Regions from separate parts of the Homo sapiens genome. Here regions 1, 2, 3, 4, 5 and 7 are each linked to region 6. The links are chromatin loops, found by intact Hi-C in ENCODE. Cell type or tissue: heart right ventricle. All regions are shown on one strand. Region 1 overlaps EGLN3-AS1 (EGLN3 antisense RNA 1). Region 2 holds the start of LOC105370444 (a long non-coding RNA gene). Region 3 has its middle 190 kb from the start of EGLN3-AS1. Region 4 overlaps LOC102724945 (a long non-coding RNA gene). Region 5 overlaps LOC102724945 (a long non-coding RNA gene). Region 6 holds the start of EGLN3 (egl-9 family hypoxia inducible factor 3). Region 7 has its middle 100 kb from the start of EGLN3.

The links. Peaks named below come from ENCODE experiments on the same cell type or tissue, not always from the same donor. Only the 100,000 strongest peaks of a DNase experiment are listed, where the experiment ranks them.
Region 1: a loop joins it to region 6, with 6 times the contacts of the local background. A loop is called at or near these places in 37 of 110 quality-filtered maps.
Region 2: it touches region 6 in a loop (2.4-fold over the local background); 26 of 110 quality-filtered maps call a loop at or near these places.
Region 3: a loop joins it to region 6, with 4 times the contacts of the local background. A loop is called at or near these places in 21 of 110 quality-filtered maps.
Region 4: a loop joins it to region 6, with 1.9 times the contacts of the local background. A loop is called at or near these places in 17 of 110 quality-filtered maps.
Region 5: a loop joins it to region 6, with 2.4 times the contacts of the local background. A loop is called at or near these places in 26 of 110 quality-filtered maps.
Region 7: a loop joins it to region 6, with 2.8 times the contacts of the local background. A loop is called at or near these places in 28 of 110 quality-filtered maps.

Annotation. Positions count from the first base shown.
Region 1 is chr14:34,062,295-34,066,294 of GRCh38, forward strand. EGLN3-AS1 (EGLN3 antisense RNA 1) reads left to right here. Exons shown (of 3, transcript NR_184209.1): 3 at 1-68. The region is part of intron 5 of LOC102724945 (a long non-coding RNA gene); the gene reads right to left. Among named protein-coding and RNA genes, the nearest start is that of EGLN3-AS1, 24 kb to the left of the region's middle. In heart right ventricle, no CTCF peak of the experiment used is centred here; DNase peaks (open chromatin) are centred at 1,567, 2,267 and 3,597; H3K27ac peaks cover 3,868 bases.
Region 2 is chr14:34,097,063-34,101,062 of GRCh38, forward strand. The region is part of intron 4 of LOC102724945 (a long non-coding RNA gene); the gene reads right to left. LOC105370444 (a long non-coding RNA gene) reads right to left here and starts at 1,970. Exons shown (of 2, transcript XR_943735.2): 1 at 1,320-1,970. In heart right ventricle, CTCF peaks have their summits at 1,818 (motif pointing left) and 2,023; a DNase peak (open chromatin) is centred at 1,805.
Region 3 is chr14:34,226,611-34,230,610 of GRCh38, forward strand. No RefSeq gene overlaps it. Among named protein-coding and RNA genes, the nearest start is that of EGLN3-AS1, 190 kb to the left of the region's middle. In heart right ventricle, a CTCF peak has its summit at 1,576 (motif pointing left); a DNase peak (open chromatin) is centred at 1,571; H3K4me3 peaks cover 363 bases.
Region 4 is chr14:34,029,315-34,033,314 of GRCh38, forward strand. All of the region lies in intron 5 of LOC102724945 (a long non-coding RNA gene), which reads right to left. Among named protein-coding and RNA genes, the nearest start is that of EGLN3-AS1, 8.7 kb to the right of the region's middle. In heart right ventricle, a CTCF peak has its summit at 2,457; DNase peaks (open chromatin) are centred at 737, 1,367 and 1,697; H3K27ac peaks cover 2,542 bases.
Region 5 is chr14:34,079,583-34,083,582 of GRCh38, forward strand. The region is part of intron 5 of LOC102724945 (a long non-coding RNA gene); the gene reads right to left. Among named protein-coding and RNA genes, the nearest start is that of EGLN3-AS1, 42 kb to the left of the region's middle. In heart right ventricle, no CTCF peak of the experiment used is centred here; a DNase peak (open chromatin) is centred at 1,620; H3K27ac peaks cover 3,772 bases.
Region 6 is chr14:33,949,128-33,953,127 of GRCh38, forward strand. EGLN3 (egl-9 family hypoxia inducible factor 3) reads right to left here and starts at 1,947. Exons shown (of 5, transcript NM_022073.4): 1 at 1,269-1,947. The coding sequence starts at 1,625. RefSeq lists an enhancer at 1,715-1,884 and a silencer at 2,005-2,084. In heart right ventricle, no CTCF peak of the experiment used is centred here; DNase peaks (open chromatin) are centred at 1,474 and 2,014; H3K4me3 peaks cover 2,553 bases; H3K27ac peaks cover 3,156 bases.
Region 7 is chr14:33,847,289-33,851,288 of GRCh38, forward strand. No RefSeq gene overlaps it. Among named protein-coding and RNA genes, the nearest start is that of EGLN3, 100 kb to the right of the region's middle. In heart right ventricle, a CTCF peak has its summit at 2,096 (motif pointing right); a DNase peak (open chromatin) is centred at 2,103.

The sequences.
Region 1 (4,000 bases), 110 kb after region 6:
TGAGTAATCATTATTTTTTCATTTGTACTTTTCTGAATATTCAAATTAAAAATAATTACAACCTTGCAGGTCAAGTGCTATGCTAAAGGTGTAAAAGGGATGGGCCTGGAGAGCATGTCTCGGGTGAGGCTACGCTTGTACACCCACAATCTTCGGTCACAACAGAGAATGGAGCAAGCTCCCCAAGACCCCTCTGCTCTAACCCCACCCTGGGGCGGGCTGGGTGCCTCTGGAATGCCATGGCTGGCCAGGGTTTCCAGACCAGGGCTGTCCTGAGCATGATGCTGCTGGCGACCATGCTTTGCAGGTTCTTCTTTCAATCCTTACCCTCCCTAAAATATGGCGTTCTGGTTGGTGCCTGAGGGGGAAACACCAGATGATAGTAGAACCCTTGAGGACAGGGAACCATCCATGCTCTACAAGTGGGTCACCTACAATTCTGAAAATTAACTGAGTCATTGAATTCAACGCAGCAAGTAAATGGTAAAGGTGGAAATGGAAACCATATCCACCTTATATCTATGAATGTCTACTATTCTCTGCCTCTGTGCAGGACCCTTTCACAGGTGTTGTCCTCTTTTGGAGCAGCTCAATGAATTGGTCAAGATTCCAGGCTTTGTAGTTGCTCAGACCTAGGCTCGAGTAGCCAATGACTACAATTTAGGGCAAATCACTCAGTTTCTCTGACTCTGTTTCCTCTTCTGTGAAATGGGGATAACAGTGGTGCTGGGGGAACGGAATAGATAATATATGCAAAGCACTTAGTACAGTGGCCTCCCCAGGGATCCCCCAGTAAATGGTGGTTAGGTGTCCATCAGGAAGTGGGATCTTTTGATAACAGATGGATCCTGTTTTAAAAAGGAGATTTTTTTTTTCTTATCCTATAACTATCCTTTACCCTAGTAAAGGGTTAAATCGCTGTGTAGGAAAAGAATGAAAGCCTGTGTCTCTCAGTGAGGTGGGACTGAGCTTGAAATTGACATTCTACAAGAGTTTGACTAGGAACTGTTGTTTGGAGAAGCCCACCCTGCCCCACTTAAAAAAAACCAGTGGTGTTTTTGTTTCTTAATAGCTAAATCTACCCACTGAAAGCCCCAAACAGGATTCTCTTACATTTAAAAAATTAGCCTGACACACCAGTGCCTTCTGAAAGAAGCCGTCCGAGCTTTTAAGTCAAACACACTAAGAATTCCTTCTTTCTCTCTTGTTTGCTTTCTCTCCCTGGCACCCATAGACAAAAGATGTCTCAGGGATTTTTAACTCAGTTATGCTGAAAATCCAAGATTTAAACCTGATTCCCAGCTGCTCCTTTAGAACGTGTTGCACGAGAGATGTTGTTTAGTCCAACTAGCTGTGGGGAGGGGTAAACACACACTGCTGGATGGTGGGACGTGCAGAACGTCAGGGGAACATAACCAAACAGAGTTAAGCATGTGCTGTGACTAATAGAGGACAGCCTGGGGTGTGTCTGTCGTGAGAGAAATCACCTCCCCACTGGGCCCCAGTACCTGAGAGAGGCCAGGAAAATAGCATCTGATTCCCAGGCAGTGTTTATCCTGCCAGGCTGCATGTGGCTTCAGTTATCACAGCCATGCTCTTCTGAGTTGCCTCCTGTATTGGTTCTGGAAGGGGTGCTGCCACAGAGGGTCTATGCAATCTCTCCGGGTGAGCCCCATATCAAGGAAGCCAGGAGCCTACCGCAGAGCAGGACAGAACACTCCCACATCCCTGGCCCTGGCCTGAGCAGAGATGTCCAGACACTTCCCCAGGCACCTGCAACCCAACACTCCTCCCTGTCCTTTCAACACGGTTTGGCTGGGAGTATAGGGAGGCTCCCAGCAAAGTCACCATGACTGGCACGAGTAACCTTACCTGCATGTTCCAGGACAGCACTAACCCCTTCAACAAATGCAGTTTGTTGTATTTTTCAAAGGAGAACAAATTTTACTGGTGGTGGAGATTGCATTTTTCATGTGCGTTTTTGCTGGTATAGAAATAATACATATAGGTTGCAAAAAGAAACTTGGATGAAATAGAAATATACGAAGAAGGAAGTATCATCACTCCTGTACAGCGTTGAATAGTGCTCCCCCATGATTTATGTCCATCCAGAACCTGTGAAAGTAACCTGTGAATGGAAATAGGATTATTGCAGATGTATCAAATTAACATGAACCCTGAATCCAGTATTACTGGCGTTCTTACGAGAAGAGGAAAATTTGGACACAGGCACACAGGCAGAATGCCAGGTGATGACAGAGGCAAAGAATGGAATACTGCAGCTACAAACCAAGGAGCACCAGGGATTGCCGCAAACCACCAAAAGCTAGGAAGAAGCAAGGAAGGATCCTCCCCTGGAGGCTTCAGAGGGAATATGACCCTGCCAACACCTTGATTTCAGACTTCTAGCCTGCAGAATTGTGAGATAAATTTCTGTAATTCCAAGTTACCCAGTTTGTGGTAATTTATTAACCAGCCCTAGAAAACTGATACAGCCCCTAAATCCACCAATCAAAGTTACACACTGTTTACATTTTAATATATGTCCTTCAATTCTTTCTATAATGCATCTTATAAAGTCGGTGTCGTTTCGAGGTGGGCAAGTCTATGCAAACCTACCCCAAAGTCGGAGGAAGCTGAGAGGCTAAAGAAACAGGCTGACAAATCCAGTTTCTTAGGAAAAAATATTTAATAAGGACTTTTTTTTTCTTTTGAGACAGAGTCTCACTCTATTGCCCAGGCTGGAGTGCAATGACACCATCTTGGCTCACTGCAACCTCTGCCTCCTGGGTTCAAGCAATTCTCCTGCCTCAGCCTCCCGAGTAGCTGGGATTACAGGCCTGCGCCACCATGCCTAACTAATTTTTGTATTTTTAGTACAGATAGGGTTTCACCATGTTGGTCAGGCTGACCTCAGGTGATCCACCCACTTTGGCCTCCCAAAGGGCTGGGATTACAGGTGTGAGCCACCGCACCCAGCCTTAATAAGGACTTATGAACAGAAGCCACGTCTCCAGCCATGGTGGATCCCAGCACCATCCCCCAGAGCCAGGGATTACATACAGTAGGGGAGGGGCACAAGTGCTGCAGAGGACATGCCTAGAAATTTGCCCTAAGGGCAGGATTTATGACAAGTGGGTGTTCTTAAACAAGGTACAAGAGATAAGCTGGAAATCTCAGAAGGTTTCCCAGAACTGGGGTTATTCAGAAGCCAACATGGTGGATTAGCATCCGAGGAATTGCTTTGGCCTCCACAGGTGTCCAGTTGCCTTCGTCTGGGAAAATTTCAGCTACAGTTCTAATTGACTTCAGGCAGCATCTACTGCTTTTCCAAATAACTAAGTAGCTGGGAGAATACTGAGGAATGCGCCCTGAGTCCTCCCACCATACCCCCAAACTCAGAGCCGGAGGTCTTAGACATCTAAGGTGATGATGTCCCTGCCATCACCTCCAGGTGACTGTGCAAATTATTCTGGGAGGAACTCTTTCAGGTGGCCTTACTGGCTGATGCATCCAGCAGGGAATATGTGCCAATCACACTTCTCTACCCTCATGTTCTAGGGCAGTGACAACCTCAGCCATGGAACCTCCTTGTCCTGAACTTTCCCCAGCTCCAAAAGGAGAAGGTCAACCGCAGGCTAGATTTCTCTACTGGGACAGATCACTGACACTCAGCTGGATTTGTCCTATACTAGCCAGGTGCCCGGTCACCTACCTTTGAAACCTCAGCAATAGTTTTCACTCTTCTCTCTCCTTTTCCTTTTACTCCAACCCTTCTCCCCAAATCTAAGTAAATGTCAAGTTCTGAAATCCCTGTGTAACATTTCACAAATTCATCCTCCTTCCATGGCTACCCTAGCCTGGGCTCCAGATCAAGGTCAACGTCAACAGTGATAATTCATGTGAATAGTATGTACTCTTGATATGATGTGATGAAAATAGCAGCTACCATTTGTGGTCTGCCTGTCTAAAACCATAACCCAAATCTAATGAGGAAAAC
Region 2 (4,000 bases), 150 kb after region 6:
ATTTAAAAGGACTAGGTGGATACATAATCTATGCCATCAAACAGCTCACAGAGTGTGGGGAATCCTGCTGGGCCACTACTCAGAGTGGGCCCAGCGATCATCAGCACCTCACCAGTGTGAGATTTGCAAACTAAAAGGGTTATAGCTCAAGAAACTACACTTCTCAGTCTGATGGGGAAAAGATGCTCATTATAGTATCAGAAGGACAGACTTAGCCATGGGCAGGGGAGGAGAGAAACAAGAAGATTCCTAAACCCATTCTCTTTCTTCCAAGTCAGACATGCCCCTTGGTTCATCTGAAGGCTGTAATCCCCCCAAAGATGTCATTAAAGCAGCCCCAAGGGAGAAAAATTAGGAAGGGAGCAAGTATAGAGGCTACATTATACTCTGCAAAGCATGGACATAATAATTTCTCCAATGGTGAATTAGAATGATAATGTCTGTCTCCAAACTACAGCTATTTCCAAATTTAAATATTAATCACCTCTTCTCTCCCTTGTAGGCACAGCAAGGGAGGCTGGGTGCTGCCAAAGGGTTGTGAAATGGTAGACCCTCAGGCAAAGGTGAAACATTATTGCAACCCACACTCACACCTGCATAGTCTCACACACACAGAGCACATACACACTTATTGCTTGCACTTGTCCAGAGAGACAAATGGCCCAATTGCCAGCAACCGGTGCCTCAGTCCAGCTCCCTGCTGGCTGCATTTCCAGACAGCCAAAGCCCCTGCCCAGTATTAGCCATGTGCTCACTTCCTCCGGCATTCCCATCCCCAGCTCACGAAGGTGGCTAAGACAGTCTGGGGTCGCCTGCGTAGGGATGAGGGATGAAGGCCACGGTTCCCATTAGGTACTCAATAGCTGTCAATTAGTAGACAAATACGTGAATGAATGGGACCATTGGGCGGTTTGACTATCATTAGGGCAGAGTCCACACACTCTGTCTTAGGGCCTTCGTTGCCCACAGAAAAGGCCTCAGACAGGCAACCCAGATGAAACACAGAATCTCTCCTCACTGGGAAATTACCCTCCCACACCCACCTACCCCTTTCCCTGTCATCCCTCAACCTGGTGAAAGCTCCAGCCAGCCCAGACAGTGTCACACCCACTCCAGCTCCCTTCCTAGTCATTTATTCACTCATTCAACAAACATTTACAGGCAGCTACTGTGTGTCAGCCACTGTGCCAGCCCTGGAAATACAGGAATGCCACACAGCCTGCTTGTCGGGCCCTGCTGGGGAGAGGGTAGAAGCTGTCCCCATCCTTTCATGCCAGGTGTGCTCCACACAAGACCATCTCTTCAGAGAACCATGGTACCTGTATTTCGTCCTTCTGAACCCTCACCCTGGTGCAGAAGCAGTGGCTCAGAAAATCTGTCCTTTCACTTGCATTGTAGGATTTTTCTTTTTCAAAGCAGCAGCAGTCGCAAGCAGCCTTACCTTCCAAGAAGACTTTGACTCAGGCTACTATTCACATGTATTTGCATTTCCTTTGTACACATGGTTGGGAAGCTGATGGGGAAGAGTTTTGCCAGGGGATGAAAATGCTTTCTGGGCCAGTCCTCAAAGTACTATCGCAATTGCCAATGTGAAATCAAGAAGCAACTTGTTTAGCTCATATCTAGGTAAAATCTGGGGTTACTCCCACCCTGGTTCTTGTTGTCGACAGCCTCACAGCTCCTTGTCTGGCCTGTGTATCTGTTCAAGTCACGTGGGGGTAAGCTGTATTTTGTCCTGGTCTTCCATGCACTGGAAATTTTCTTTCTCCTCTAATTCTTCAGGTTTTGGTCATTTTTAGAGAGCTCTACGGGCACCCTCTGGTGGCTGGCTGAAAATTTGACCTGCAAAAATTGCAGTTTCGTAGGAATAGCTTTATTTTGTAGTCAGCCTCTTTGGTTGGATGTTGGAAATTGTAAGTTTATTTGCTGTAGTTGGTACCACACCTTTCATCACATGATAGATTGAGACTGAACAGTCACTTTGACCTTTCAGGAGGAATGGTACCTTCTAGAAAGGACAGAACTGAGAAACAGAGTGTCTCAGTGGGTTGCAGTTTTTCCAGGTCAGGCTGAGTGAACAGGCTCAGGGCTGCCCTTCTCTGGGCTCTCAAAGGACTCATTTCTGAAGGAAAACCCACTGCATGCCTGGACCAGGCCAGGCTCCCTGGATAGTTGCTGAGGTAGAACTATGCCAATAGCCCCCCATTTTTTTTTTGGTTAAAAAAAATGACCTAAGTTAGGCCAAATAAAAATCTAAGGGAGGGCAGTGAGGTAAAGAGGAATGGAAGCATCTGGGGAGAAGGGTAAATTTTGCAGGCCTAACACATGACCTTCCTTCTAGATTCCTGCTCTAACACTGGCCCAAGGGGCAACCATTCCTGAGAATCTTCCTGGTCTCTAAAGAAGCACTGGGACAGGTTAGGGGATAGCAAGGGAGAGAGGAAGGAAGAGAGGCCCCAGGAAGGAGAACTATCCACCTGAGGATGAAGCCACCCCTTGCTCTTTCCATGGCCCCCAGGCCCTAAAACCACAGGTTCTGATGAGCATGATTGCTCTGTCAACACAGTGAACACTACCACCTGCTTTTCCCTAACTCCCTCTTTAAGGATTTAGTCTCAGGAGACTCCCCGAAGTCTGTTGATGTTGCCTTCATTTTGCAAAAAGAGGACTAAGGGGGTTAAGCACTAGAGACTTCACCCAGCCTGCCAGTGCCAGGGCCAGGATCGGAGTTCTCTGTCCTGCCCACAGTTCTCTGAAAGATCTCCCTGCAGCTGCTGCGGCTCAGCCACACCCCACTCCTGCACTTTGTCTATCAGAGCAAGCCAAGCTCCAACAGGCAAATCACGATGAGGCCTTTGTAGGACAAGGTCTTAAGGAAGGGTACCCTTGAGGCACGGGGGAGTAGCAATGTCCCAAGTGGGTTCCAGAAGCTGAAAAGACAACCAGGTTGGCTCAGATTTCAGACTCTGTGGTTTATGCCTTAGGTGTATCATTTAGTTGGAAAAAAAGAGGCACTGTCTACCAGGAGCAGCCTTCTTTATTGATACCATTTTTCTTGTGCTTGCTTTCACAGCCAGGCCCCAGGGCAGAAGGGAAGCCCCATTTCCCGTGGGCCATCAGTCACCCAACAATGGCAGTGTGCTGCCAGGCTGGGTCTGAGAGCGCCACTGGGGAGACAATGTCTTTGGTAGGCAGCCTAGAAGCTAAGGTGTGATTGGGGCAGAGCGCAAAACGGACACCAATGTGATCACACCTGTGGGAATGGACCAAACTTCACTACCCACAGTGTCATCAACCAAGAGACAGGGCAGTTCTGAGATGTGTTGAATATGAACTGGGCAGAGCTCTGTCACAAGCATATGAGTTTCCCCCTCTTGTCTCCGCTTCCAGCAGAAGGAAAATGTTATTGCCTGATTATTATATGCCACACAATCACACCAAGATGTACAAGGCCTTGTGCTAATCACAGCTAACAGAGTGCTTGCTAAATATCGGTGCCATTCTAAACCCTTTACATAGATTGACTCACTAATCTTTGTGATGACCAAAATGAAGGAAGTATGCTATTATTCCCATGAAAGAGGACAATGAGACAGAGAAACTAAATAACTTGCCCTACATCATGCACACAGTAAGTGGTGGAGCCAGGATTCAAACCCTGGCCATCTGGCTCCAGAGCCTGTGCTCTTAGACACTTCATCCTGCTGTTTCTCTAGGTATGTAGTATAAGCTCATGTATCCTTAAAAGCTGCACCTAATATGCACTATTATTATCACCATTTTACTGATAAGAAAACTAAGTCATAGAGGAATTAAACAAAATTATACAGCTGGCAAGAGGCAGAGCCAGAATTTGAATCCACGCAGCTGGACCCCTGAATCCCAGCTGTAATCATGGTACTCTCTATCACCTCCCTTTAACAGGGCAGTTTTCGAAAGCTCTCTCACTAGATTTGACAAAATTCCTACTGGACATTGGGGACACTACTCTGGCTTTGTG
Region 3 (4,000 bases), 280 kb after region 6:
ACAACATTTAAAAGCTACAAGCAGGCCCGGCGTGGTGTCTCACACCTGTAATCTTAACACTTTAGGAGGCCGATGCGGGCAGATCACTTGAGCCCATGAGTTCAAGACAAGCCTGGGCAACATGCTGAAACCCTGTCTCCACAAAAAATACAAAAATTAGCCGGGCATAGTGGCACAGGCCTGTAGTCCTAGCTACTCAGAAAGCTAAGGTGGAAGGATCACTTGAGCCTGGGAGGTTGAGGTTGCAATGAGCCCTGACCATGCCACTGCACTCCAGCCTGGGTAACAGAATGAGCCTTGATCTCAAAAAAATAAATAAGTAAAAATAAATAATAAAAGCTACAAGCCCTTCTCTGCCTCATTAAATCTTCTCATCCTTCAAGACTCTGCTCAAATGTTCCCCACCACCCTATAAGCCTTTCTCCTCCCTTCTTTCTAGGCAGAATTAGTATTTTCAAGGAGTAGTTATTCCATTTAGCATTGTAAGTATGCCTGTTTTCCCACTAAATTATAAACAGCTTGAGAGAAGAACCATGTTTTCTTCATTGTAACCCCAGCATATATCACTCAGCTATTAATAAACATCGTAAGGGTTCAATGTTTCCTGAGTAATCTATCCTCACTTTTCCCCCATACATATCTGAGGGACTCCTTACAGCAGGTGTGCACAAACATCAGCATGCATCCGAAATACCTGGAGGACTGGCTAAAACACATTGCTACACCCCATCCTCAGAGTTTCTGATTTAGAAGGTCTGGAGTGGGGCTCAGAAATTTGCATTTCTAACAAGTTCCCAGGTGATACCAATGCTACTGTTCCCAGAATCACACTTTGAAAACCATTAGAAATAGAAATAGACAGAACGAATCCTTGCAAATGGGAAAATGAGGTTCAGAGGAGGACCTTACATTCGTCTCCAAAAGCATCCACTTCTGAACTAAGTCCACAAAACTGTAGACTAAGTGATTTCTTATAGCATAAGACTAGAATTAGCCCAAATATTAGAGCATGTGGCCCACGAGAAAAGACATTTCATGACGCTTCCCTTAATTTTTCTTTCTTGATTCATCTTATCACTCATGAATAAAGTACCCTCAATCAGTGTTATTTACCATGATTCTCTATTATAACTATTAACTGTACCCACCTTAATTCAATGGTCAGGTGGGAGTATACATGCAGAGGGAATTCATGTACTTCAAACTCTCCTTCAAAATAAAACAATAATAATAGTCATTTAAAAATCCATTTCTCTCTCACCCTTATTGTGTTTTCTCAGGCTTTTCATTCTGTCTCCCTGCCTTCTTATTTCCCACACACATGAAACAGTGGTGATTTTTAACGTCAAGATTTTGCAAACCATCGCCAGGTACACATTCCCCACCACATCATCCTTGCCATTTAGCCGTTCGGTCCCTGGAGAGGATGGTCAGTGGCCCCAAGGCTTCTACAGCAACTTCTAAGTGGTGATTTTTGTGCTCCTTTCCCTAAAGGGCTTGAATTTCTCGGAGCACTAAATCTCCCCCGGTTTTCTGCGCGCTATCACGCGCTGCGGTGCACCAAAGTTGCGTTGCAGTGCCACCTACAGTCTGCTTCTGATAGAGACCCAGAGCCACCCAATCCAGGGCCCTCTCCACCAGCTGACCAGTTAAAGCAAAATACAGACATTCTGGATTCAAGTGGACTCTGCCTCTATAAGAAACTGCTCAGTACAAAGTCAAGGAGCCCTCCTATCTGAACTTCCATCTGGAACTATGGATTGCTAAACCGTTTGAAATGGTGTCATCAGCTTGGATTCTTGCTTCACATTGTGTTTTTAACTTTGGAAGTTTTAAACACCTTCATGGCAAGAGGCCTCCCGTGGTGACAGTATGAGAAGAGGAAAACAGTGGCTGCTGGGCCTTTCCTTTCTGCTTCTTGTGGTTGTGGCAGTGTTTGAGCTTCGTTAAGATCTGCAGGGTGAAAATCAGCTCGGCCCGGCCAGGGAGCCAGAATGAAATGGAGCGCCTGTGCGCGCATTCGGAAAGCAGCAGCCACGTTAGGAGCCTAGGGTCCATTCGCTCTCATTTAATGTTTCTTCTCAGGCAGAGAAGTACAGGCATCAAACATCCCGGCCCTTTTATGGCACATAAATCACAGGTCAGCGCCTTCCACGGAGGCTCCTGCTTGCTAAGTGAGTGGTTACACCAGGAGCAAGGAAGCAACATTTCAGCACACTTAGAGACCCAGGAGGATGAGCTGATTGCACAGGGCAGAGCCAGGAATTTCTCCCTACAGTTGAATGATTAAAACCTTTCTCCTGCTTGAGAACTGGGACATTGTTTCGAACTTTCCACAGGCAGCAGCTTGCACCCAGATCTGCCCTGGGTCCCAATCTGCCATTAACTCCTTTCTCAGAGAGTTGGTTTCCACAGCCCCTACAGAGCAGAGCAGGCTCTGAGACGCCATCTCTTGGCCCGCCGCTAATTGAACTAAGGTGAACTTTTTCCTCACTGAATCCACAGAATCTCTGTCTTGATGATTTATGTCAAGAGACTGAGAAAGCTGGAAGCTAAGCCACGTTAACAGGAGGGCCCTAAGTAAGGGTCCATGAACTTGGCCTGCTGAGGTCCTTGAAACTGCCCTGGCTTCTGCCATTCCTATGTCTACCACTGTGGCTTTTCTGTGGTTGATGAGTCCTGTACCCAAAACCAACTTGAGAAGATTGGGCTCCTTAGTACCGAAATTGGTAACTAAGACACGCTAAATCTTAGAGAACACACATCAGACTCATGTGGGGATTTCCGCTCACTACCCCACACCATGGGGAAGAATCTCCACAGCCTGCCCTCAGCCCACCAATGTTCCTGCCCTCCAGCCAAAGGCAGGAGATGGCTACCCCGTGGGGCAGGGGTGCGGACAAGGGAAGGCGGTGGAGACCAGTCCACAGACTGCTATCTACCCACAATCCATCACTGGTTAGCAACAAGAAAAGCACAGAAACAGTGTTGGGAACTACTATGACAATTTTTCAAAGCAATTTAATATTTATCAAATCTAACAATAAAAAATTAGAGCTTGTGTTTTGAATGTTGTTTTCCTTTTCATTTTTCTAGTATTTTATTTCTGTTGTATTTTATGTATTTATCCAAAGGAAAAGAAATAATTATATTGAAGAAACTCCTGCACCCCCACGTTTATTGCAGCACTGTTCACAATAGCCAAGATACAGAATCAACCCAGGCATCCAACAACAGACGAGTGGATAAAGAAAATGTGGTACATACACACAATGGAGTACTATTCAGCCATAAAAAAGAATGAAATCAAGTCATTTGCAGCAACATGCATGAAACTGGAGGACATTGTGTTAAGTGAAATAAGCTAGAGACAGAAAGTTAAATACCACGTTCTCACTCATATGTGGAAACTTCAAAAAAAAAAACGTTGGTAAAGGTAAAAGTAGCACAGAAGATACAAGAAGCTGGGAAGGGTAGGGGGAAGGGAGGGATAGGAAGAGATTTGTTAAAGGACACAAAATTACAGCCAGATAGGAGGAATAAGTTCTAGTGTTCTATACCACCATAGGATGACTGTAGTTAACAATAATATGTCACATAGTTTTAAGTAGCTAGAAGGAGGATATTGAATATTCCCAACACAAAGAAATGACAAATGTTTGGGATGATGGATGTGCTGATTACCCTGATCACTACACTTTATAATACTGGAGCATCACTATGTACCACTGTGAATATGTACAATTATTATTTGTCCATTTAAAAATTTTTAAAGTTTTTTCTTTAAAAGATTATCAGTCCACAAGAGATTGGAAATAAAAAACAAAACAACATACGTAAGTCTTTCATTATGAATAGTTTGAAGTGCACTACTTTAAATTCCCCTCTTCACTCTGGCCCAAGCCCCTTGGCCATCCAGCAGGCAGGATCTCAGAGAAGGCAGGAATGCAGCTGTGCCTTCTCTGCAAGGAAAAGCAATGACTCAAGCAGAGGCAAAGCC
Region 4 (4,000 bases), 80 kb after region 6:
TCAATATCACTGATTTTTCCTTTTGTCTGAGGTTCCAGTATGGCTCAGCATGACACGGACACCCACATTCATTTATGGGAGCGTGCTGGCTTTGTTTGTTCTTACTAAGATTTGAGAATCCGTGGGCCCAGGTGAATATCTGGAGCTGGTGTGTAGTAGCTAGCGAGAGCCTATTCAATGCAACTCTTTCCAACTCCATGTTAAGAACATGATATTGATATCAAACATGGTGAGAGTGTTTAATCAGGGAAATTGGCTAAGGCTACAAATTAGGGGCTTCCTCCCCAACCCCCCACCCCCCAACATCGCCACCCCCAGATTGCTGGTTTACCAACATCTGCCTACTGGAAGGCTTACTTACTCTCTGTTTAGGAACAAACACCAGTGAGGGCAGGTTTTAGTTAAAGCTGTCTCTACTATGGGTACAATCGACATTTGGGCCTGGCTAATTCTTTGTTATGGAGGCTGCCCTGTGCCTTGTAGGATGTTTAGCAGCTCCCCTGGCTTCTACCTTCTAGATGCTGATAACACACTCTTGTTACCCCAATGGTGACAACCGAAAGTCCGCAAACACTGCCAAATGTTCCAGGGGGTGAGGAGGGGCTGGGAAGGGGATGGCAATTTGTTTGGTTCGAGAAGGGACAGCCCCAAACTGAAGAAGCCAGAATGCTGTGCAAAGACAGCAGTTACTTTCTGCGCTTTCCAGCACAAGGAGGCAGCGGTTGTAGCCTGCTGACCTTGGAATGATCCCACTGGGAGGTGGGGTTGGGGAGGTGGGGGAAGTACTTTCCCAGTTCCTTGGTGGAGGTTTGTCAAGCTTCTCTTTGCCTGAGGATTGGCCTCCTTAGACAAACAAACATTTGGTTAGTTTGACGGGTAATCCAAATTATGATTAGAAACAGATTACCTAGCTCGAGACTTGTTTGGCGGGGAACAAAACCACCCACACAGATCCCTAATCACTTTCCAGGAAGAGGCCTCTCTTTAACTGGGATTGGGGACAAAAGCCTTTTCTTGAACTTTTAATCTTTTCATATATTCTTAGATCCTTGTGCCTCTCCTTGAAAAAAGGAGGCAGCCTCTAGCCAAGTTGAGTCTCTGAGCATACTCCACTGCCAGTGCAGGGTCAGGCTATAGTGAGTGTACAAAGGGTGGTCACCTGCAATCAGAACTTGCATGCTAGATTTCCGATTTTCTAATCACCAAGATTTTGAATGAAATATAAAATGAAATAATCTTTGAGACAGCATTCAAACTTTTTTTTTTTTTTTTTGAGACAGCGTCTCGCTCTGTCGCCCAGGCTGGAGTGCAGTGGCGCAATCTCTGCTCACTGCAATCTCCGCCTCCCAGGTTCAACTGCTTCTCCTGCCTCCGCTTCCCGAGTAGCTGGGATTACAGGCATGCACCACCACACCCACCTAATTTGTGTATTTTTAGTAGAGACAGGGTTTCACCATGTTGGCCAGGATGGTCTCAATCTCCTGTCCTTGTGATCTGCCCACCTCAGCCTCACAAAGTGCTGGGATTACAGGCGTGAGCCACTGTGCCCGGCCAGCATTCAACTATTTTTAAAGAATATTTAATTTACCATGTTTAAAAACAGTTTGCAATAAATTTTCAGCCACTCCGTCCTATGTCATACTCACATATGCACACACACACACCCACACACCCACACACACACACACACACACTCATTTTGGCAGCAGCTATAGCCAGATGGTATCTTCATCCTGGATGCCTTTTGATTCCCAACACACAGCTGTTGAGTCAGCCCTCATGTTTTCCAGCTGTTGTTTGCAGAATTAGAAGCTGGACAACTGAGGGAGAAGAGACAAAGCTGGGCTAAGTGAAAGAGGACAGAACCAATGTGTCCCTTTTTTGGAATCTCAAAGATCCAAGGACTGTGTTGGCAGAATCAGGACTGGTCATTTAGGCACCAGAAAACACTCATCCACCTGCTGTCACCCATGCAACCAGAAACCAAGCCTTTCTTTAGGTGGTTAAGGAAACTAAACAACTTGCCATTTCATCTAGTATCCATGGGATGACCACTCCCAAATCTCTATCTTTAGCCTTACCACATACTTGAGCTCCAGATCTGAATTTCCAGTGCCTATTGGTCAGGTGCAGATGTACATCCTGCCAGCCCCTCAAATGCAATGTGATCTACATAGGGATCACCATTCCCAGCCTAGCAGCCCCTCTTCTGGGGCTCCCCCTCTCCGTGGTATCCCTCCCTGTCCACACAGGGGCTTGAAGCCTTGTGTCACCTTCAAAGCCACCTTCTCCACTCCGATACCCACTCTCTCATATCTGCCTCTTATTTTCATTTCTACGGAAACAATTCTCTCTCCCGCCTAAATGACTGCACCATTCTGGCACCAGTCACTCTGTCTCACCCAGACACTGTTTCCTAAATAGCTCAAACATTGCCTCCTGCTTGTCAAACATCAGTGGCTCTTCTTGACCTATAATGCTCCTAAACAAGTCTTTCAAGGGCAGCTATGGTTTACCTGCAACCCCATTTTGCTATTATCATCTGTCCTTGGGTCCTTCCCTGTCTTCCAGCCCTTACAAATTACTTGTCTAAGGTATAAAATGGCAAACACACCCTACCCTTGCTAAAGCTACTTCCTCATCCCTTTTTCTGACTATTAACATTAGTCCTAGATCAAATGCTGCCTCCTTACCCTGGAAAACCTGTTTCCTCTTCGTTCCCGTGATACTTTGTAATACATAATACATATTTTAATAGGCTTTATTCTTTAGAGCTATTTACATCTCACATATACATTTTATGCTCTAGCCAGTCCTCCCCCTGGACTGAGGGAGGAGGCACAATACCTACATCTACTAGTTAATTGCTTGGGAAATAGTTGTTGAATGAAAACCAATTCCTAGAAAAAGACAGCCCAATGAGACAGGTGAGATCAGGATAAGATTAACTTCAGGGGCAAGTGTATCCAAAGCATAATATATAATAACAGGGGTGTGTGGGGAGGTGGGAAGGACAGGGGCAGAACCACACCCCCTTTTTGGCATTGAGAAAAGGGAGGAGGCCCACCCCACATTAAATCTGCAATTCCCTCAGGGATCCACCACCTTCATCTATGGGAAGGATGGCAACCAAGCAATGTCCCAATGACTGTGCCAGCACAGAGGACAACCTGAACACTCCCCCAGAGCTGAGGGTTCAGAAACCAACCCCCCGGAAGTTGGCTGTGCCAAGCACACACTACTAAGCTTTGCTCCAAAGAGTCCCTTAAATGTGGCAACTTGATACTAAATCTTCCCTTAGTGCTGATCACCTATTTAAACTGTGGTTCTTCTACTTGAAATGATCTTTTTTCAAAAAGCCTCAGAGGACTACTGATTAATTACAAGGAAAACACACTTCCTAACCCAAAAGTTACTTTAAAAGGTGTCGACCCTGTTGAAATGACTAGAAAAACTGAAAAGGTGGAGAGGCCAATGCATTATTATTTTTTTAAACTCATATTCAAATCTTACTTGTTGAGCACCTACCCTATTCACAGAAGTTACTGGATCTGTCACATGTCACACGAGGTAAGTGGTGTTATCTCCTTTTCAGAAACGAGAAAACTGAGATTCAGGAGCATGTATGTGAGTTTACTTTGTCTCTTAATTAGCTCATAAGTTTTTTGAAGTGAGCCCATGTGTACTCAAACCTATAGTGTCTTCCACAGTGTCAAAGAATGCTACATGTTCGACAGATACTTACTGAGCCTCAAAAGTAAGATGTCCTACCTTTTTACGGAAGACATGTCTTTGGTAATTTTTCTCCTTCTATACACCAGAAGCCACCTCCTCTCGCCTCTCAGAACCCCCACGTGGCAGCCAGGAGAATGAGCCCCCAGCCTTCCATCCACAAGGAGTGCGTAATTAACAGAGCGCCTCAGGTGCTGAGCTCCGGAAGCCCAGGGCCAGGTCCCACCTCCTATGGGCTCCCAACCTTCAGTTGACTTTGTCTGGCCTA
Region 5 (4,000 bases), 130 kb after region 6:
AAGGCAGCATGCTCGTTAAGAGTCATCACCAATCCCTAATCTCAAGTACCCAGGGACACAAACACTGCGGAAGGCCGCAGGGTCCTCTGCCTAGGAAAACCAGAGACCTTTGTTCACTTGTTTATCTGCTGACCCTCCCTCCACTATTGTCCTATGACCCTGCCAAATCCCCCTCTGTGAGAAACACCCAAGAATGATCAATAAAAAAAAAAAAAATAAATAAATAAATAAATAAATAAATAAAAATAAATAAATAAAAATAAAATAAAATAAAATAAAAATAAAAATAAAAATTAAAAAAAAAAAGAAAAAAGAAGGGCCTTTCGCCTCCTGCCATGATTCTGAGGCCCCCTCAGCCATGTGGAACTGTAAATCCAATTAAACCTCTTTTTCTTCCCAGTCTCAGGTATGTCTTTATCAGCAGCGTGAACACAGACTAATACAGAGAACCCTAAAGAGGGAGTAGAGCTGTAGAAGGTGGTGATGAGCATTAAATTTTGTATATGTTTTATTGTATCTCACATGTTGCCAAAAGGGAAATCTGCAGTAGGCAGTTGAATGTCGATGGAGTCTGGAGCTCAGGAGAGACAAAGCCAGGTGACAGAAAGATGGTTGTCATTATAGAGCATGTGCTAGGCTGTGCCACCCAGAACCCCCTTTTAGGGTTGAAGCACTCATTCCCCAGCTGCCAGGACTTTAGCCCGCTGATGGCTCACAGCTGAATTCCTCTGCAAGAATGACTTTTTATCAAAGGAAACTGACTTACCCGAGTTGATGTGCCTGCCCTGTGCATCCAATGGCTGGTTGATGAGGGGTTACAAAGGCCTGTCCCCTTTGCTTCAATTCAGGTCATCTCTAAAGGCCATCCCAGCCCTAGAGTTCCCTAGAATTGGATGATGCCACTGTTGTATCCACAGTAGGTCCTCACTTAAAGTGAATAGGTTCTTGGAAACTACTACTTTAAATGAAATGATGTACAATAAAACATTTTTTCCCTCACCAATGTTATAAAGAAAGAACATTGCACCAAACAACTTTATTGGAGGGCCTGCTGTACATCTTTTAAAGTCACAGTTTCCAAGAGACTCCTTCATGCCAGCCCTGGTGCAGCTTCTGAGAGCTTTCCCCAGTTCACCACCTGCATTCGAAGCTCTGTGTCGGTCTCCCAGGGAACTCGAGGGAATGAAAATTCTAGGTAGACAATTCTTTCAGGTAGCTTGCCTTTGACAATGGAGGAGGATTCCTGAAGAGGGGTATGGTTGAAGGAGGATTTTTTTTTTTTTTAATTTGGAATGATGAAGCTAGTTGAGAGGGAAGAATTAAAGATTCTAGGTAGAAAACGACCTCCAGGAGGGAATGGGATCCAAATCACAGATAGAAGGATTGCCTGTTTTAAGAGGAAAGACATTCCCTGAGATGAGAATATGGGAGAGGGAGTGGATCAGTGTGAATGTAGATAAATTTATTTTCACTGTAGGGAAGGTCTGATCAGCCACTGAGAGTAAGCAGAATGGAGGCTGGGAAGACAGAAGCTTGAAGACAGCAGGGAGTGCTAGAAATTGGCTTCGTGGACAATGGGGGGAAGAGTCGCTCCGAATAATGTATCAGAATCGCCGAGCAGTGCTGAAAGCAGGGTTGAGAATGAGGTCAACAGGAATTTATAGTGGCAATCATCATAGCACTAACCATGGTATAATTACTCACAGGCCTGCTCAGCACTGTGCCTGACAAGCAGAGGATACGCTAAATGTTGAATGACGGAATAGACCCAGTTTCAGTGAGCCCTCCAGTTAAAGGGCCACATGTTCTCTGCCATCATAGTTTCATCAACAAAAAGCCACATCACATCTGCCTTGGGTCTATTTCTCTCTGATATTTTTAGTCTAGAGAAACATTGAGGTGGTTTCCCTGCTTTTGTACAAGTTTGTCATATGTTCTCTCTGCATGCTTTGTAATGCCTGTATGCATTAAGTTGTTTTCCTAAGATCACTGGACTGGGCAGATCAGAGCTCAAGCTCGCAGGTCACCTAACTCCCATTCCACACACTGTGCTATGAGATATGCTATGTAAAACTGCCAAGTCGTTCCAGATGATTCAGCAGGCCTTCAATATTACCTGCCTGCCTGTCTTCCCTCCTTCCTCGCTGCCTCCCTCCACCTTTCCTCCCTCAGACCTCTTGGAATCTTTTCTGACCTCTCTACTAAGCTGTCCCCAGCTTCATTATGTTCAGCCCTCATTTGCACATGCTCTTGACACCTGGTGTTTGGTGGCAGAAATGGCTGATAAAATTCCACGCTGATTAATTTCATGTTTAATCTAACTGATACTTCTGTAGCCTTTGCAAATAACCTTTTTGAACAAAAACGGCAATGGCTCATTCCAAACCCGATCAAAGAGGTATGCATGACTCACAGCCACTAAATAAACATTGATGCCTGATGGCAGTAATATGGCTATTTATATTCAGAGCCTGATTTAACCAGTGGCATTCCTGTAATAAGATAATAAGCATGAGCTGTTTACTAGAAAAAAAGGAGAGTCTGTGGTGCTGGTGTTCAATAAAATCTCTTAACAGGCAAATGAGTCTCTGAAATTGGTTGGCAAATACATCCAGAATGAGATGTGCTAATTAGCTGCTGTTACTGATTTTCTAAAATAAAGAGTTTAAACTTAGATTAGTCCTGAAATTTAGTACAATAAAAAATACTGGATAAATGATATTATGTTGAGTCTTACAGATTATGTTTAAGATAAGTCCAACAATACAATTAAGAAAAAAGAACTCTGCACCTAAATCATTAGATTTTTTAAAGACTAAGAGGTTGTAAATGTGGAGAATTATAAGCATAGATATGTGAATCTCAGGTTCAATTTTTTTCTGTTCAGAGAGCATCTGTAGGTGATTCTCTTGGCCACAATGGCAGGGACATCTATTACTATCAGAACTTTTGTTTTTAAATAGGAAGAGCAAAGGAATGCAAGAATTAGCTTAATAGTATTTGGGTAGCCATTAAAAATAGATTAACCTATTCAGAACCAAGATCACAGAGGTTCTAGGTAAGCGTGTGGGAGACAATTATTCTGAACTCAGAAATAAATGATCAAGGCCATCAAGCTTGTAAGGCCTCTCCCAGCATCTTCCCCCAAATAAGAGCAGCAGGAACTTTCACCTGCTTCCTTTCTCCTGCTATCGCCCTATGCAGCAACTTCCAGCTGCTAAGCATTCATCTCAAACCTCCATTTTAGCTGCTTTCTTCACCAAACGGGAATGAACTATCTATTGGGACTTCCTACTTCAAGCAGTGAGAAAATCTTAGGAGATTTCCAAGTATTTTGTTTTTATTCATATATTACTTCTAAAGAGAAATGGATGGGTAATAAGAGGATTCAAGTTGTGTCTCGATCATAATTTTTTTTCAAAACAAGTTTGAATTCAAGGACCTGTTGTTTGAGTTTAGGTAGTTGAGATGATGTTTGTGTTCCCAGAGCAAATGGTTCTTTTAAAGGCAGCTAGATGGGCAGATGTCAGTGCTGCAGCCCCAAGGTGACTAACGCTCCTAATGTTAGCAATGAGTGAATTCATTCATTTGGTTTCTATTTATCTACAGTTAAACGATACAAGTTGATTATTTGCTTTAACTAAGATGTTCAATTCTTATCAGAGTCTTTAGTAATCAGAGTTAATTGACTATATTTGTCTTTGTTTCTATTTAACAGTAGGGGATGAGGGGATGCCCAGTTTAGGTAGCAACTTTTCCAGCTACTACTGGGACCCAGAATTGTGGGTAACACCCTCACATAGGCTAGCAAATAATTGAAATTATTAACAGAATCCTAAGTCATGAACATGTGGTCTTCCTTATATTTTTCAATGGTATTAAGGTTCTTTTGAAACCAACTCTACCTGGCTTAAGACAAAAAGGAATTTACTTGTGAAAGGATATTAGTAATCTCACAAAATGTACAGGAAGAGTTGAACAGCCACACCTCAAAAGTGTA
Region 6 (4,000 bases):
TGCTTTCAGATATTCTATTCATGGCCTCTTGGCTTGGAAGTTGTACGGCAAACTGTGACTCCCCACTGCACTCATCCACCTCCACCCCTTCACTCCCACACGTTTCCAATCCTCACCACTTAGCCTTTATTCAGAGTGTTCCTCTCAGCGTATTAGAGAAATGAGAGAACAATGGTCTGTTCTGAGACAGGATCAGTCTTGAGACTGATTTGAGAAATACTATATTTATTGTCAAAGAGTGGTACATAGGTGAGTGTTCATCTTCCCTCTCATGCCGGTATACTCTGCTTCGCTGTTTCAGTAAAAGTTTTCCGTAGTTCTGAACGTCCCTTGACCACACCATAAGACAAGCGCAAGTCACTCAGAATTGCCACTGGAAAACTGGCTCAACTATCATTTGAGGAAAGACTGAGAAAGCCTATCCCAAAGTAATGGACATGCACCAACATCGCGGTACCTACATGTTCCCGTTTTTCTGCCAATCTACCTGTGTTTCCAAGATAAATTACCACCCAGGGAGTCACTTCCTGCTATGTGAACAAAAACCCGGTTTCTTTCTGGAGGTGCTTGACTACTCTCTCGTGAGCACTTAACTGGTTGTTTTGAGTGGACTTTGCCATCAATTCATAGTTAGGAAAAGGAAGGTGGTGGTGCAGGGCTCAGCATCAGGAGAGAATTTTCAGTCAAGAAGATGGTCTAACAATGTGCTGGGTCCCAGGGGGCAGAAGCAGCATTCAGAAGTGGAGTTTTACCCTTTCACACCTGCCCAACTCCACAAACCAACTGCCACATGGCAAAATCACAACTGCCTCCAGAATTCTGAGTGCTTTTGTAGAAATCTCTTCTGACCACAATGAAGGGCAGTATTAGGTGGCTTTAAAGTAGGCATTTAAGATCATGAGGACACGTGTGTCTCAGATGATACACAGTGTTTCCAATACCCTTTCCCTCCTTTGGATCTTTGAGAACCTCGTCTTAAAATCGGACCACAGCCACAGCTTGTCTGGCTTTTGTCACCCACAAGAGCCAATATTTCAAAGTCAACAGAAGGTCATCATCATGGTTCACCTGAGCCCCTTAACGTTGACTTTCGCTCAGAGGAGCTGGGGCGAGGGGTGGGGGGAAGCAGCGAGTAGAGACAAACCAGGCTGACTTCTTGGTTAAAAAACAAAGTTCGCTTACGGCCCTGGGAAGTCGACATACAACGGACTCCGAGTGCCTCCCGTCCCCGCGGGAGCAGCTGCGGCAGGGCGCCGAGCGCGTCCTACCTTAGACCTCTCCTTGACGTAGTATTTGCCCAGCCGGCTCCCGCAGTAGAGGACCAGCCTGTCGATGAGGGACAGGAGGAAGCTGATGGCCTCGCAGCCCTCCTCGTTGCCCCCGATCCACGTGATCTGGTCGCCCCGCAGGTGTCGCTTGGAGACGCCGGCGCGCGGCCCCGCCAGCTGGCCGTCCCGCAGGGCCCCGGTGCAGTGCAGCTGCTTGACGCGCTCCAGGACGCAGTCGCCCACCACCTCGCCCAGGAAGTTGTCCAGGTAGCAGAAGCCCACCTCGTGCAGACAGGGCACGATGTACTCCAGGGCAATTTTCTCCAGGTCCAGCCTCATGATGTGTCCCAGGGGCATCTCGCCCGCAGAATCGAGGTCCGGGATCCCCAGCGTGCAACCAGAGAGGGAACGATCTACACGAGCGCGAAGCCGAGGCGCGGGGAGCGTGGCCCGGGGTTCAGAAACCTGCGGCTGCCACGGTACCCGAGCCGCTGCAGCGTCGGGGACAAGGGAAAGTTTCTCGCAACTCTCGGGAGAAGGGATCTGCCTTCGGGAACCAGCGGGAGTGGTGCGGAGCTCCACGACCCGTTTCCGGACTGGCCCGGCGAGCAGTGCGGCGCAAGGAGTCGGAGGGCGCCTTTTGGGGATGGGAAGCCACCACTGCCGCGACTGCGGCCAGACTCCGGGAGACGCTGAGGTCCGGCCCTTAAGCCGGCCGACTCCGCGCGTCACGGGCTCCGCCCCGGGACCGCCTCCGGGACCGCCCTTTCCCCCGCCCCGCTGCCAGTCACCCCCGCCTGCTCTGCCCCTCCGCGAAGGATCCCAGAGAGCCCGGCGCCAACCTTAGTTGTTTGTGACCAGGGGAGCGGCTGGAAAGCAGACTGAATTTTTAGAATGCGCTGGATTTGCATATTGTTTTGCATAAAATCACATAACAAACTTGAAAACCTGGATCCCACACTGAAAATGTAAATAGAATTAACTGCCACATTCTGGGTTGGTCACCTCATAGACTTTTGAGCAAAATAATAACCCCAAAAACGAATATATTTATTAAGCAGTGGTCTTGTTCTACCTTTACCGGGTGTCTTTCCTTATTTACCCCATTCCTCTGCTGTTTGACCCAGTTCAAGCCACTGAGAGATTAGGAGGTATCTAGTTTTAACTAAAATTAATGCATTAACGAATATTTCCCTCAGCCCCTACTGTGTGCAAGGCACTATGTGCTTGAGGAGCTGGGGATGAGCACAATGAAGAAATGCTGAGTCATATCTGATTGAACTCTGCAAATGGTGTATTTTGCTTTGCTTGATGTTTTCCTCTACTTACCTTTCAAGCTTCCTATTAAAATATGATGTTCCGAAATTCTACCTTCCAAATTAATCACATGCTTCTGTAACAGTCAGAGGTATGTCCCCCAAAAGATACACTGTATTCTAGGTCTCTCACTTTTCCCACAAGCAGCTGTACTTTCACAAGAGGGACAGACACCACTGAGAAGACTTTGGTTATCTACAGATAAGCTGATTTGCTTTATGGAGTTTTGATTCCCTTTCCTACTGAACACCAGCGATCAGAATCAGGAAAAAATTCATAAATTGCATGCAAAGCTATTTGTACTTCTTTAAAAAAAAAAAAAAAGGAACTGTATTTTTTTTATTTATTTATTCTGAGACGGAGTTTTGCTCTTGTTGCCTGGGCTGGAGTGCAGTGGTGTGATCTCTGCTCACCACAACCTCCGCATCCCAGGTTCAAGCAATTCTCCTGCCTCAGGCTCCCAAGTAGCTGGGATTACAGGCGCCCGCCACCATGCCTGGCTAATTTTGTATTTTTAGTAGAGGTGAGGTTTCTCCACATTGGTCAGACTGGTCTCGAACTCCCGACCTCAGGTGATCCGCCCGCCTCGCCCTCCCAAAGTGCTCGGATTACAGGCGTGAGCCACCGTGCCCGGCCTATTTGCACCTTTTTTACTTCATATGAGTGCACACTTGGGTTCTTCATTTAAGTTGAAGAAAAGAATGTACAGGTTTTTCGGGTATTGTTTATTGTGGAAGCAAATTTCTACAGCTTTTTCACTTTTCTTCTTCCTCCAGCAGCCCTCTCCTCTCTGCCTCTGAGGGGAGAAAGGGAATGACATCCAGGACAAGAACAAAGAATAGAAGAGGAAAGGTGCTGCTACAAGTTGGAAAGAAGCAGACAGAGGCACGTGGTTGAGTAAGAACCTGGGGGATGGTGAAGGAGAGCAGTCAATGGTGGAGTGCTTAAGAAACTTTGATGAAACTTCTAGTTATATTGAGAGAGGTTCTCTGCCAAGTCAGTGATTAGTTGGCACCTTTGGTATTACCTTTGAGCAGGAGGTACCCCTCCTTGGGGTAAAGGCCATCACTGCTCAAAGAGCTCTTGTCTAAATTCCCAAGGCAGCTCCATGATGAGAGGAGACCATCATCCTTGGAACCCCAGTGTTTAGCACATAGTGAATGGCTAATAAATAGTTACTGGGAACTCAATGTCTGACCCTGAGCCATAGCAGCCTCCACTTGGGATTCAGTATGTCTGGGCTTATCTGGAAGGATCTATTTGCAAAAGGGGCTGGGGAGCCTCCCCAAAGAGAAGTCACTGGAAAAGAGTCAAGCAAATTAGCCTGACCCAGCACAAAAGCTTAGAGGCCAGTGGAGGGAGAACTTAGGAGTTCTACAGGGCATTTGTCTCTCAGCTTTGTCTATCTGAGCAGT
Region 7 (4,000 bases), 100 kb before region 6:
CCAGTCAGAATGACTAGTATTAAAAAGTCTAAAAACAACAGATGTTGGCAACAAGGCGAAGAAAAGGGAACAGTTATACACTGTTGGTGGGAATACAAATTAGTACAACCCTTATTGGAAAGCAGTATGGTGATTTCTCAAAGAACTAAAAATAGAACTACCATTCCATCCAGCAATCCTACTACTGGGTATCTACCCAAAGGGAAAGAAATCATATCAAAAAGATACCTGTGCTCACATGTTTATCATGTTCACAATATTGTGAGCACTATTCACAATAGCAAAGACATGGAATCAACCTAAGTGTCCATCAATCACACATATGCCACGGAATACTTCTCAGCCATAAAAAAATAAATAAAATCATGCCTTTTGCAGCAACATGGGTGGAGCTAGAGACCATTATCCTCAATGAAATAACTCAGGAACAGAAAGTCAACAAATACTACATGTCCTCACATATAAGTGAAAGCTAAGTAATGAGTATACATGGATGTACAGAATGGAATAATAGACATCGGAGACTCCAAAAGGTGGGAGGGTAGGAGGGGGGTGAAAGTTGAAAAATTACCTGTTGGGTTCGACCTTCACTATTCAGATGATGGGTTCACTAAGAGCCCCGACCTCACCGCTCCACAATACAAGCATGTTAAGAAATCTGCACTTGTGCCCCCTAAATATATATATTTTAAATTTTTGTTTTAAAAAAAGCTATAGTCCAGGTTTATGCCATGTGACCCTATGCCTTTTGACAATAGCTGGTTGGACCAGAGACTGCTCGCCGACCATATGTTTTGGAAACCCATTCTCAAAAATCAAAAGACTGTATAGCATCAACACCAGCATTGACTTTCTATCGAGCCAAAGCTACAGGTAAGAAAGTTAGGACAGAGCTCATCATCATAATAAATGATGATGATGCAATAATAGCTAACATATCTAACACTGTCGACATGCCACATATTGTGCTGAATGATTTTTATCTAATTTCATCCTTACAACAAATCTGCGAAATAGCTATTTCAATGTCTTGTTAGTTCTCCTCCTGTTCCTTATTTTTAACTTAAATCAGAGTTGGTTTCCATTGCTTGCAACAAAGAACTCTGACTAGTACAATTACACTCTCCATTTCACAGATGGGACATCAAACTTAAGACAATAGAACCTTCCCAGTTCATACAGGTAGAAACAGAGAGGTATAGAAGTGAAATCTAGTCCCCCCCACCTCCAGAACCTGTGCACTTCATGATTTACTATCATTTGTACCTCCAGTTTCCATTAGGCCTTTCTGTATGCTGTTTTTGCAATATCTGTATCCTTTATTGGAGATAGCATATAAGCTATCTTTACATTGCTATATTCAAAATGAAATAAAGAAGGAAGAACCAGACAGGAGGTCATGAAAGCAGGTAGTCAAGTGACTGCAGCTGTGGGGAGAAGAATGAGGCCAAAGCTGGGAACCAAGTAGAAAGTGACTCTCCACCCTCACAGTTAGGGATCAAGTCTGTCCAGCTGCTGTGGTTCTGACAGGCCTACATAATTATGGAAAAGCAATCAGAATCTCTCCGTGTCCTCATTAGGTTGAGATGGGCAAGGAACAAATGCTCTGCTTCTCGTCTGCTCTCTGCTCGTGGAGCAGAACGTTGGTTCCTTTTTACATCCACAGCCTCCCAGACAGCATCAGGACACTGAATCCTGGGACTCCATTGTCCTACAGGAACAGCAGGAAACAAGGCTGCTGTTCTACTCCTTGGATGAAAAGTGAATGCTCCCTAGGAAACGGACACTCTGGTAATTGCTCCATTTGGATAAAGTTTCCAAATCTAGTATCTATAGATTCAGAACCCTAAGTCAACCACTAAGAAGCATTTTTGTTTTTTCACCTGAAATGCTCCTTCGCAGCTGATCTGGGTTTCCTAACAGTGCCTTTTGCATGAATGACCTCAAAGCCGCCACAGAGGGAGCCACGGTGCCAGCAGGGCTGCTCTCCTGTTTGCTAGCTTTGCTCTGCTCCTCACTAATAGAAAATCCCCAAGGATGTGGGAACCCTTGGGAGGCCTCTGAGCAAGGCTGTGCCTCAGGGCATGGGAGGAAGTCATCACTAGAGGGCCCCACTGAGCTCCCTTGCCTGCCCAGCAGGGACACCTTCAGACATGGGATTCAGGAATTCAGCCACACAGGAACACCAGAATGAGACCAGAGCTTGGACTGGAGTCATTGCTCTTGAGTTTTTCTATTATACAAACAAGCCTTAGAGGCTGAGACAAACCTTGCAAATCTTCCTCCACCCCAGGTTGAGTCCTACACCCTACCCCTGAGTCCACACCTGGTGCTGACAATCACAATACTTACCACTCTGTTTATGGAAAATATACTTGCTGCATTTTGAGGACTCTGCTACATGATTTCTATGTATTATTATTTTAATTTTTACTTTTTTAGAGACAGGGTCTCCCTCTGTCACCCAGGCTGGAGCGCAGTGGTGCAATCAGAGCTCACTGCAGCCTCCATCTCCTGGGCTCAAGCGATGCTCCCACCTCAGCATCCGAAGTAGCTAGGAATACAGGTGCACACCACCATGCCTGGCCTATTAATTCATTTAATGCTTACAACAGTCCTTTGAGGTAACTATTATTATCCCCATCTACATATGAAGAATCTGAGATTAAGAAAAATTAAGTAACTTGTCCAAGGTGATTATAGCCAATAAGGAGTGAGATTGGAAAATGAATTCAGGCTGACTCAGGAGCCTTTTTTTTTTTTTTTTTTTTTTTTTTTGCGATGGAGTTTTGCTCTTGTTGCCCAGACTGGAGTGCAATGGCAGGATCTCGGCTCACGGCAACCTCCGCCTCCCGGGTCCAAGTGATTCTCCTGCCTCAGCCTCCCGAGTAGCTGGGATTACAGGCATGTGCCACCACGTCCAGCTAATTTTGTATTTTTAGCAGAGATGGGGTTTCTCCCTGTTGGTCAGGCTGGTCTCGAACTCCCAACCTCAGGTGAACCGCCTGCCTCGGCCTCCCAAAGTGCTGGGATTACAGGCTTGAGCCACCACGCCCGGCCAGGAGCCTGACTTCTAAGCCATTAAACCATACAGGCTGCATTTGTTAGCCCATATATTTCTATTGTGCTATTACATCACCCAAGAGCTATCCCAGACATTAAGAAATTGCCCGGCCGGGCACGGTGGCTCACACCTGTAATCCCAGCACTTTGGGAGGCCAAGGCAGGCGGATCATGAGGTCAGGAGATTGAGACCATCCTGGCTAACATGGTGAAACCCCATTTCTACTAAAAATACAAAAAATTAGCTGGGTGTGTGGTGGCAGGTGCCTGTAGTCCCAGCTACTCGGGAGGCTGAGGCAGGAGAATGGCGTGAACCCGGGAGGCGGAGCTTGCAGTGAGTCGGATTGCGCCACTGCACTCTAGCCCGGGCGACAGAGCAAGACTCTCAAAAAAAGAAAAAAAGAAATTACCCTTAGGCTGGGGGTGGGGAGTAAAGAAACGAGATAGGCAATTATTATGTAAGAACAAATATGCAAAAGTATAGAAAAGTTGAGGTACATAATCCTGTCTTGTGGTCAAGGTAAACTCCCCGTGAGAAGGCCGTAGTCCGAGGAGAACAGGGGCAGCAGTATTTGAGGAAGAGGAAACAGCATGCCCCCAAGTCCCAGGGAGGAGAGGCTCACGTAGTCTGCTCAAGGACCCACGTGCAGTTCCCCAGGGCTGGAATGGAGAGGCAAGCAAGGCTGGGTAGCCAGGAGACCAGGCAGGGACCCAGAAGCCGGAGCAGGAGGAGCTGGGACTCCACACTGAGGGCAGTGAGGACCTTGGAAGGGTGGTAAGTAGGAGTGCCCTGACCAGGTTTGTACTTTAAAAACATGCCTGTGGCTTCTGTGAAAAGAATGGATTGGAGGGAGAAGAAAAACCGTGAGGAGGCTACTGGGACAATCTAGTGCGAAATGGCAGGAGCCACAGCACAGAAGTGGATGGGATGCAGACA